Linked DNA regions of Mus musculus: regions 1 and 2 are each linked to region 3. Evidence: chromatin loops called from intact Hi-C (ENCODE). Cell type or tissue: gastrocnemius. All regions are shown on one strand. Region 1 overlaps Tomm40l (translocase of outer mitochondrial membrane 40-like). Region 2 overlaps Adamts4 (a disintegrin-like and metallopeptidase (reprolysin type) with thrombospondin type 1 motif, 4). Region 3 has its middle 4.7 kb from the start of Cfap126.

Region 1 (2,500 bases), 100 kb before region 3:
TCAAGATGACCGGGTGTGCCTAGGGGGAAAGAGGCTGCAGGATGGTCTGAGATGGTAAGGGCTAGTGTTCCATTGCGGGCAGACCCTTGGGACGTGGGAATGAAGAACAGAGAAACTAGAAAGTCAGCGGAAGCCTGCGGTAGTAGTTAAGACTAGATAATGGGAGAGCAGACGGGGGTGACAGGTGGGGGTGAGGGATCAACGATGGGGCGGGAGTGTGCCCGGGATTCAACTTTAGCATCGGTGTTCTCTCCCCCTACTGTTCCTTATTGCAGGTCTAGCATTGAACCATATGGAAGTTTCTGAAACTGGGGAGCCCGATGATGGGGGGTGGAGCCCGTGGGGGATAGAGGGAGCAATAGATTTTATCCCCAGGCTAACCCCAACCCCTCCCTGTCCTCTGGATTAAAATGGGGAACACCCTGGGCCTGGCACCGATGGGTACTTTACCCCGCCGGAGCCACCGTCGAGAGGAACCGCTGCCCAACCCCGGGAGCTTCGACGAGCTGCACCGGTTGTGCAAAGGTGAGACCGCAGCTTTTGGGTGTCTCAGGATGAAGGGTCATAGAGAAGGGGAGGGTCCTGAATGCTGATGTCCAGTGATGTGAACAGCGAGGGGAGATCACAGCTGGAGCATCCGGCAGTCAAAAAGGACCAGATGTTCAAAGCAGAGCGTTTTGTTGCAGGATTTGAAAGGAGGTCATTTCCTCCAGTGCTTCATATGCAATTGAAAGGGGAGTCCGTCTATGTAGTTAGGGGTCCTTATCTGTGCATGTTCCTTCCCTTCAGATGTATTCCCAGCACAGATGGAAGGCGTGAAGCTGGTTGTCAACAAGGTTCTGAGCAGCCATTTCCAGGTGCTCCCACTGGTCTGGCCCCTACTTACCCCCCTCCTCCCTGCTTGTCTCTGGATCCTCTTTACACCTATTAGTCCTGTCTTGGCTAGGCTATGTGGGACAAATGAGGGGAAGTGTGGGGTCCTCCCCCCCCAATGCCTTTAAGCAACAAGATGTGGGACTTGTTGCTTAAAGTCCAGTGGCCCTCTGCATGCGTTGGAATAGTTGAGGTTTTAAAAAGCCCCCTCTGGATGGAAAAAAAGGTCAAGGGTGGGAGACGGGATTGAAACGAAATAGAATGCTCTGTTCTCCGTTGTCTCCTCTTTCCTCAGGTGGCTCATACTGTGCACATGAGTGCCCTGGGCTTGCCAGGGTACCACCTCCATACCGCCTATGCAGGGGACTGGCAGCTTAGCCCCACAGAGGTGAGGGCTCCCCCACACTCGCGTCAACTGTGTAAAACGCACATGGACGTAGGTCTTGAGAATTTGGAAATGTGTGTGATCAGCAACTATGTTCTCAGTGCCTCTTCTGAACGCGAGCTAGTCCTGTGCAAAGCTGCCCGAGTTTGTCTTTGGCGTCCACCAGGGGGCACTGTGAGATGTTACTGAAATCCCTTCCTGTTCATGTGCCAATGGATAGAGCTACCTACCCATCTCAGCCTTCCTGTCTACGCTCCCTAACAGGTGTTCCCCACTGTGGTGGGGGATATGGACAGCAGTGGCAGTCTCAACGCCCAGGTCTTGCTTCTGTTGGCAGAACGGCTGCGAGCTAAGGCTGTCTTCCAGGTGACCCACAGTTCCTGCCTCCATCCACCGAGGCACCTCTCTTTCTCCTCCATGGGTATCCTGCCTTGGGGGACGCAGGGGGAGGAGGAGCAGAGGCAATACTGAATATAAACAGAGAGAAGGGTATTTTATTTGTTACTCTCCCCACCCAGACACAGCAGGCCAAGTTCCTGACATGGCAGTTTGATGGCGAGTATCGGGGAGATGACTACACAGCCACTCTGACCCTGGGAAATCCGGATCTGATTGGGGAATCAGGTGGGGAACTGGGACGGAGTTCTGGGGGTGGGGGGACCTTTTTGGCTAGGCTAGGGTGGGAATGACCAGATGGTAAGAAACTAAACCTGACTCCCTGACTCTTGCATCCTCTCTCCCTGACAGTGATCATGGTTGCTCACTTCCTGCAGAGCATCACCCATCGGCTTGTGCTAGGAGGAGAGCTAGTTTATCACCGGCGGCCAGGAGAAGAGGGGGCCATCTTGACTCTGGCTGGGAAGTACTCAGGTACGAGATCAAGTGAATGATGGTGAGGAGGAGAGACTCGGGGCTTTTCTGGGGTTCCTTTGCCTGTATCTACGATGGTAACTGCCTTTTCCCTCTGTTCTCCCCCACCCTGCAGCTGTCCACTGGGTAGCTACGTTGAATGTTGGGTCAGGTGGGGCCCATGCAAGTTATTACCACAAGGCCAATGAACAGGTAAGACTACCAAGCTCATCTCTTAGCCTAGTGAGTCAGTCAACCAGAACCTTCTGCCCCTCGAGTCTTCCCAGGCTTCTGGCCTATGATTCTTTCTGGCCTCATCTGGTCTACATTTTCACACATGCATTCCAGCTTGCTTATACCCTGCCAGAACTCCTGTGGGATTCATGGCGACGG
Region 2 (2,500 bases), 140 kb before region 3:
TTGAGACCAGACCCCCCCTGCTGCCGTACAAGGATATGGGTGGCCCCCGCAGGGATCGTGACCACATCGCTGTATCCATACCTGTGAGGAAAAAGTAAATAAAGAACTCAGCATCGCCTGAATCCTTTCAGCTGGCCATACTGTGTTTGTCTGGGTGTGGATGTATGTGTTAGGGGTTTGTACTGGCTGGTTTTGTGTGTCAACTTGACACAGGCTGGCGTTATCACAGAGAAAGGAGCTTCAGTTGAGGAAATGCCTCCATGAGATCCAGCTGTGGGGCATTTTCTCAATTAGTGATCAAGGGTGGGAGGGCCCCTTGTGGGTGGTGCCATCCCTGGGCTGGCAGTCTTGGGTTCTATAAGAAAGCAAGCTGAGCAAGCCAGAGGAAGCAAGCTAGTAAGTAACATTCCCTCCATGGCCTCTGCATTAGCTCCTGCTTCCTGACCTGCTTGAGTTCCAGTCCTGATTTCCTTTGGTGATGAACAGCAACGAGGAAGTGCAAGCTGAATAAACCCTTTCCTTCCCAACTTGTTTCTTGGCCATAATGTTTGTGCAGGAATAGAAACCCTAAGACAAGGTTACTTCTTCAAGCTTTTATGAGGTTATCTGTCCACCCTAGAAAGGAGCTACCAGCAAGTGTACCTTTCTTAACCTTCTCTCTGACTCCCACTACTGCTTACTGAATGTCTTGCCAGTCCTGGCCTCCCTGGGGCCTGTCCAATTCCTACTCTTCGCTCAGAGGTCACCGCCCAAGGGAGCCTTCCCTGATGCCTTCAAGAGCTCTCGTGCCCTCTGTGTTCAACATGTGGAGCGCTGCATTGTAACCACCTACTCATCTGTCTCTCCCTGAGACTACAGAAAGTGCTGAGTGGGCAGGAAAGCAATGGGCCCCAAGACTAGACCAGGAGAACAGAGCAGACAAGAACTACTGAAAGGACCTGAATTTTTTGAAGGAGCCCGACTGCTTGCTGCAGCGAGAGCCATCCCCGCCGCACACCATGCACTTGTCAAATTTCTTTTTGGAGCCAATGATCCGGTCACAGCCAGCATGGATACAGCGGCCCTGGACACAGACAGAGGAGGTGTCTGGGGAGCAGGGAGTCCCATCTGCCACCTGAGGAGCGAAGGAGGGATATTGTTAATTAGAGTTCTTGCTAAGTCAGCAGGGGTTTGTAAGGTAAAACATCTGGAAGGTGAAATCGGAAAATCACAGGAAAGGGAGAGATGTAGGGGAGACTTCCGCTGTATGGGATTACTAGGATAATAATGATACACGTAACCAGTGTTCTTGCGCTGGCTATGCATCAGGTGAAGCACAAAATGCTTTAGGTCTCACAATTTCTAAGGGTGAACTTTTGAGGTTTAGAAATATCACAAATTGAGAGGGCCAGGATTTTTAGTCCCAGCACCAAACTCTAAACTTAATGGTGCAGCTGCCAATGGCCACTAGGGGGCAACAAACTTGCAGGAATAATTTTGTATAGCCTCCTGGAGAAGGCAGGGGCGTCCAAAGATGCTAGGGCTTCTTTCCCCTTGAACCTGCCACTCTGTGATACAAAAGGGGTGTCCACGAGTTAGCGGTCTTCAGGAAGCCTATCCACTGAGGGACTGACTGTCAGGGGACCAATACTTTGACAGAGTCAAAAGTGAAAGAGCGGAGAATCCAGTCAAGGATTTCCTCCCCGAGGTCTCTGGTCCTCACCCGGGGCTCCAATACGTAGTAGTAGCCCAGTGCCCGGGCCTGGCAGGTGAGTTTGCATTGGTCTCGAGGGGCCACACCTGTGTAGCGCGGAACCCAGTCCATGGGCCCTGGAAAGCTCTTGAAGAGGTCGGTTCGGTGGTTGTAGGCAGCACACTGCTCTTCACGGAAGGTCAATGCTACAGGCATAAAGCAAACAGTCTGAGCCTCTCTCTCCTCACACCATCCCACACACCCTTCCACCTAGACCCTCAGAACTTTAGCCATCTTGGCATCTCTCCCTCACAGATTTCCAGGGATAGTTCTAGAAAGATAATTTCCCCGGTAGAAGACACAATCCGCACCTTAGGCCAGGACTCAAGACACAATCCTTCCTGTCCACCACCCCTTCCCAGGGCTCCCATCTTCACACCCCTCACCTGAGCCGTGTGGGCAGTTCTCCGTGTTGCAGGAGCGGAAGCGAGTCCGGCGGCCCTCACAATACTTGCCACCGTTCCGGGGGACGGGCCTCGTGCAATCCCGGGAGGAGAACTGGACACCACCCCCACAAGTCCTGGAGCAGTCACCCCATGGTCCCCAGGGGCCCCAGCCTCCAGCCTGAGGAACCTGCAAGGGCACAGAACGGAGATGGGGTTAGGCCTTGCTTAGGGCCAGTCCTTTCTCTAGGCCTGTTACCCAAGCCATGCCCTGAGGTCTCACATTGAAGTCCTTGAGCTGGTCCACGTGCAGACAGCGGCCACCCATGCAGGCCTGTGAAGACCCGCAGGGAGTGCCATCAGCCCAAGGTGAGTGCTTCGTCTG
Region 3 (2,500 bases):
GCAGCAATGCCTCTGCGCATGCGTCACTTGGCATGTGGGCATGTCTGTAGCATACATTAGGAAATAAGGTTGTGGAATCAAAGAGTCAGATTTGGGAAACTGCTTTTCACAGACATTCATTTCGTCCTTGAACCAGTTCTGAAAGTCTCCTAGCAGATCTGGGATGGAACTTAGTAGAGTAGTTGTGTCGTGTGTTCATGTGGAGCCCTGGTTTCAAATCCAGCACCTCAGAAAACAAAGAAAACAGAACCCACACACTCAGATGAGTCAAGCAAGTTTGGGGCAGACACCAAAAGCTTAGCTCTCCAAATAGCACAAGCATTATGTACTGTGGTTTATCTAATTCACCATCGGACAAAGTGTGAAGCTTAGACCTCTGCCACTAGACAGGGTCTCTAGACCACACTGGCTCAGTCCCCTATGTAGCTGTGGCCTTCAACTTCTGACTCTCCTGCCTCCACTTCCTGAGTTCTGGAGGCCTAGCTGTCTATCACCATACCACACTTGAAACACGAACTTTTCTTTTTTAAATCTAAGGCTTATATTTTGTGTGGCGATTCTGCACAGGGGCTACGCTGATCTCTGTGTTGTTCTGACTTTAACTGTGTGCTGTGGTCCACACCTGTGATCTAAGCACTTAGAGAAAGTGTGGAACGAGCATTCTTTTTTTTTTATTTTTTATTTTTTGGTTTTTGGAGACAGGGCTTCTCTGTGTAGCTCTGGCTGTCCTGGAACTCACTCTGTAGACCAGGCTGGCCTCGAACTCAGAAATCCACCTGCCTCTGCCTCCCAAGGGCTGGGATTAAAGGCGTGTGCCACCACTGCCCGGCCAGCTTGCACTCTTAATGGCGTAAGCGGTTATTACTCAAGATTTAGGCATCTGTTTCCCTTCTTGGGCTGTTTGACACCAGAACCATTAGATCTGGTGATGTTGTCAAGCCTCCAAGATTTCTCCCAAGTAGCTCCAAGGAGCCCTGCTTGTTACTTCACTGGTTCCGGCGGTAAGTAGGTGTTGGAGTGGAGAGCCGGACTTTGTAGATTCCCCCATACAAGCTGAAAGCAGTTGGTGCATAGTAAGGCCAGAAATGATACAGGACTACAAAGGTAAGTGCTTCCTTGCCAAACGCCTGGGTTCTTTTCTGAGACTACAGCACCCCCTAGTGGAAATTGTTATTATCTCTTCCTTTACTCTCTGTGTGTGTGTGTGTGTGTGTGTGTGTGTGTGTGTGTGTGTGTGAGAGAGAGAGAGAGAGAGAGAGAGAGAGAGGGAGAGAGAAGGAGGAGAAGGAGAAGAAGAAGAAAGAAGACGAAGAAGAAGAAGAAGAAGAAGAAGAAGAAGAAGAAGAAGAAGAAGAAGAAGAAGAAGAAGAAGAAGAAGAAGAAGAAGAAGAAGAAAGAACAAACTAGAATTTTTCTTCAAAACAAAACTGGCCTAGATAGTTTCGCCGAGGATGCCATTAAACCTTCTTTTTCTTTATTCTGTAAGGACCAAGGGTTGAACCCAGGTGTACATGGTGAGCAGCACTCTCTCACTGACATACATTCCCTATCCTTTTAAATCCCTTTTAGAAATTGCTTTTCTTGGACTAATAGGGTGGCTACATGAGTAAAGGCACTCGCCACCAAGCCTGACAACGTGAGTTTGATCCCCAGATCCTTATAACGGCAGGCTAGCCAGGCAACAGTGACCTAGGCCTTAACATCTTACCTAGGCCTAAACATTCCATTTAGGCCTTAATATTTGAGATTGGAATATTTGAGGTCAGCTTGGGTTACACAGTGAGACTGTCTCAATGGGACAAAGAGGATGAGTTTATTTTATATATTTTTTTTGTTGTTGATTGGAAGCAAGAAGTATATGTTTCTTTGGTAACTTTCTTTTTTAAATGCTGGGCTCAGTGGAGGAAGCCTGCAATTCTGTCTCCTCAGGAGTCTGAGGCGGGAAGATGGTAAGCTCAAGGTCTTCCAGAACTAGAGCGCGACTCCAAGGACAGCTGGGACATTAGTGAGATCTTGTCTCAAAATAAAAATATAAGATGGAGTTGAAGATGTTGCATAGTGGTGGAGTGCCTGTCTACATGTGAAAAACCAGGGTTTAATCCTTAGTTGTGTTGTGTGTGTGTGTGTGTGTGTGTGTGTGTGTGTGTGTGTACATAGGACCACTCCCTATTACTGGCTAATCTTCATTGTCAACTTGACTAAATTTAAAATCACCTAGGAGACACACTTCGAGGTGTCTGTAAAGGTCCTGTCAGGGTTAACTGTGAAGAGCAGACCTTGCATGCATGTGGATCACATGGACTGAAGGCCTATACTGAATTCAATGGAAAACGCTGCCTGCCTGCCTGCCTGCCTGCCTGCCTGCCTGCCTGTGTTCTTCTCTTCCACTTCCTGACTGAAGATTCAATGTGACCGGCCACCACACACTCCCGATACCATAACTTCCTCAGCACGGTGGACTGTACTCTTGAACTGTGAACCAAAATACACTCTTCATTTC

What was found. Peaks named below come from ENCODE experiments on the same cell type or tissue, not always from the same donor. Only the 100,000 strongest peaks of a DNase experiment are listed, where the experiment ranks them.
Region 1: it touches region 3 in a loop (6-fold over the local background); 35 of 42 quality-filtered maps call a loop at or near these places.
Region 2: it touches region 3 in a loop (5-fold over the local background); 25 of 42 quality-filtered maps call a loop at or near these places.

What each region holds. Positions count from the first base shown.
Region 1 is chr1:171,219,929-171,222,428 of GRCm38, reverse strand. Tomm40l (translocase of outer mitochondrial membrane 40-like) reads left to right here. Exons shown (of 10, transcript NM_001037170.2): 1 at 1-54; 2 at 276-525; 3 at 790-857; 4 at 1,169-1,261; 5 at 1,523-1,624; 6 at 1,777-1,882; 7 at 2,006-2,128; 8 at 2,244-2,320. The coding sequence starts at 411. It also overlaps a transcript of Apoa2 not described here. Among named protein-coding and RNA genes, the nearest start is that of Tomm40l, 1.3 kb to the left of the region's middle. In gastrocnemius, a CTCF peak has its summit at 1,416 (motif pointing right); DNase peaks (open chromatin) are centred at 366, 950 and 1,432; H3K4me3 peaks cover 1,399 bases; H3K27ac peaks cover 1,304 bases.
Region 2 is chr1:171,256,333-171,258,832 of GRCm38, reverse strand. It overlaps Adamts4 (a disintegrin-like and metallopeptidase (reprolysin type) with thrombospondin type 1 motif, 4), which reads right to left. Exons shown (of 9, transcript NM_172845.3): 5 at 2,399-2,500; 6 at 2,119-2,305; 7 at 1,703-1,878; 8 at 939-1,114; 9 at 1-81. Among named protein-coding and RNA genes, the nearest start is that of Adamts4, 7.5 kb to the right of the region's middle. In gastrocnemius, a CTCF peak has its summit at 1,435 (motif pointing right); a DNase peak (open chromatin) is centred at 1,468; H3K27ac peaks cover 514 bases.
Region 3 is chr1:171,117,077-171,119,576 of GRCm38, reverse strand. It overlaps a transcript of Cfap126 not described here. Among named protein-coding and RNA genes, the nearest start is that of Cfap126, 4.7 kb to the left of the region's middle. In gastrocnemius, a CTCF peak has its summit at 1,137 (motif pointing left); a DNase peak (open chromatin) is centred at 1,144.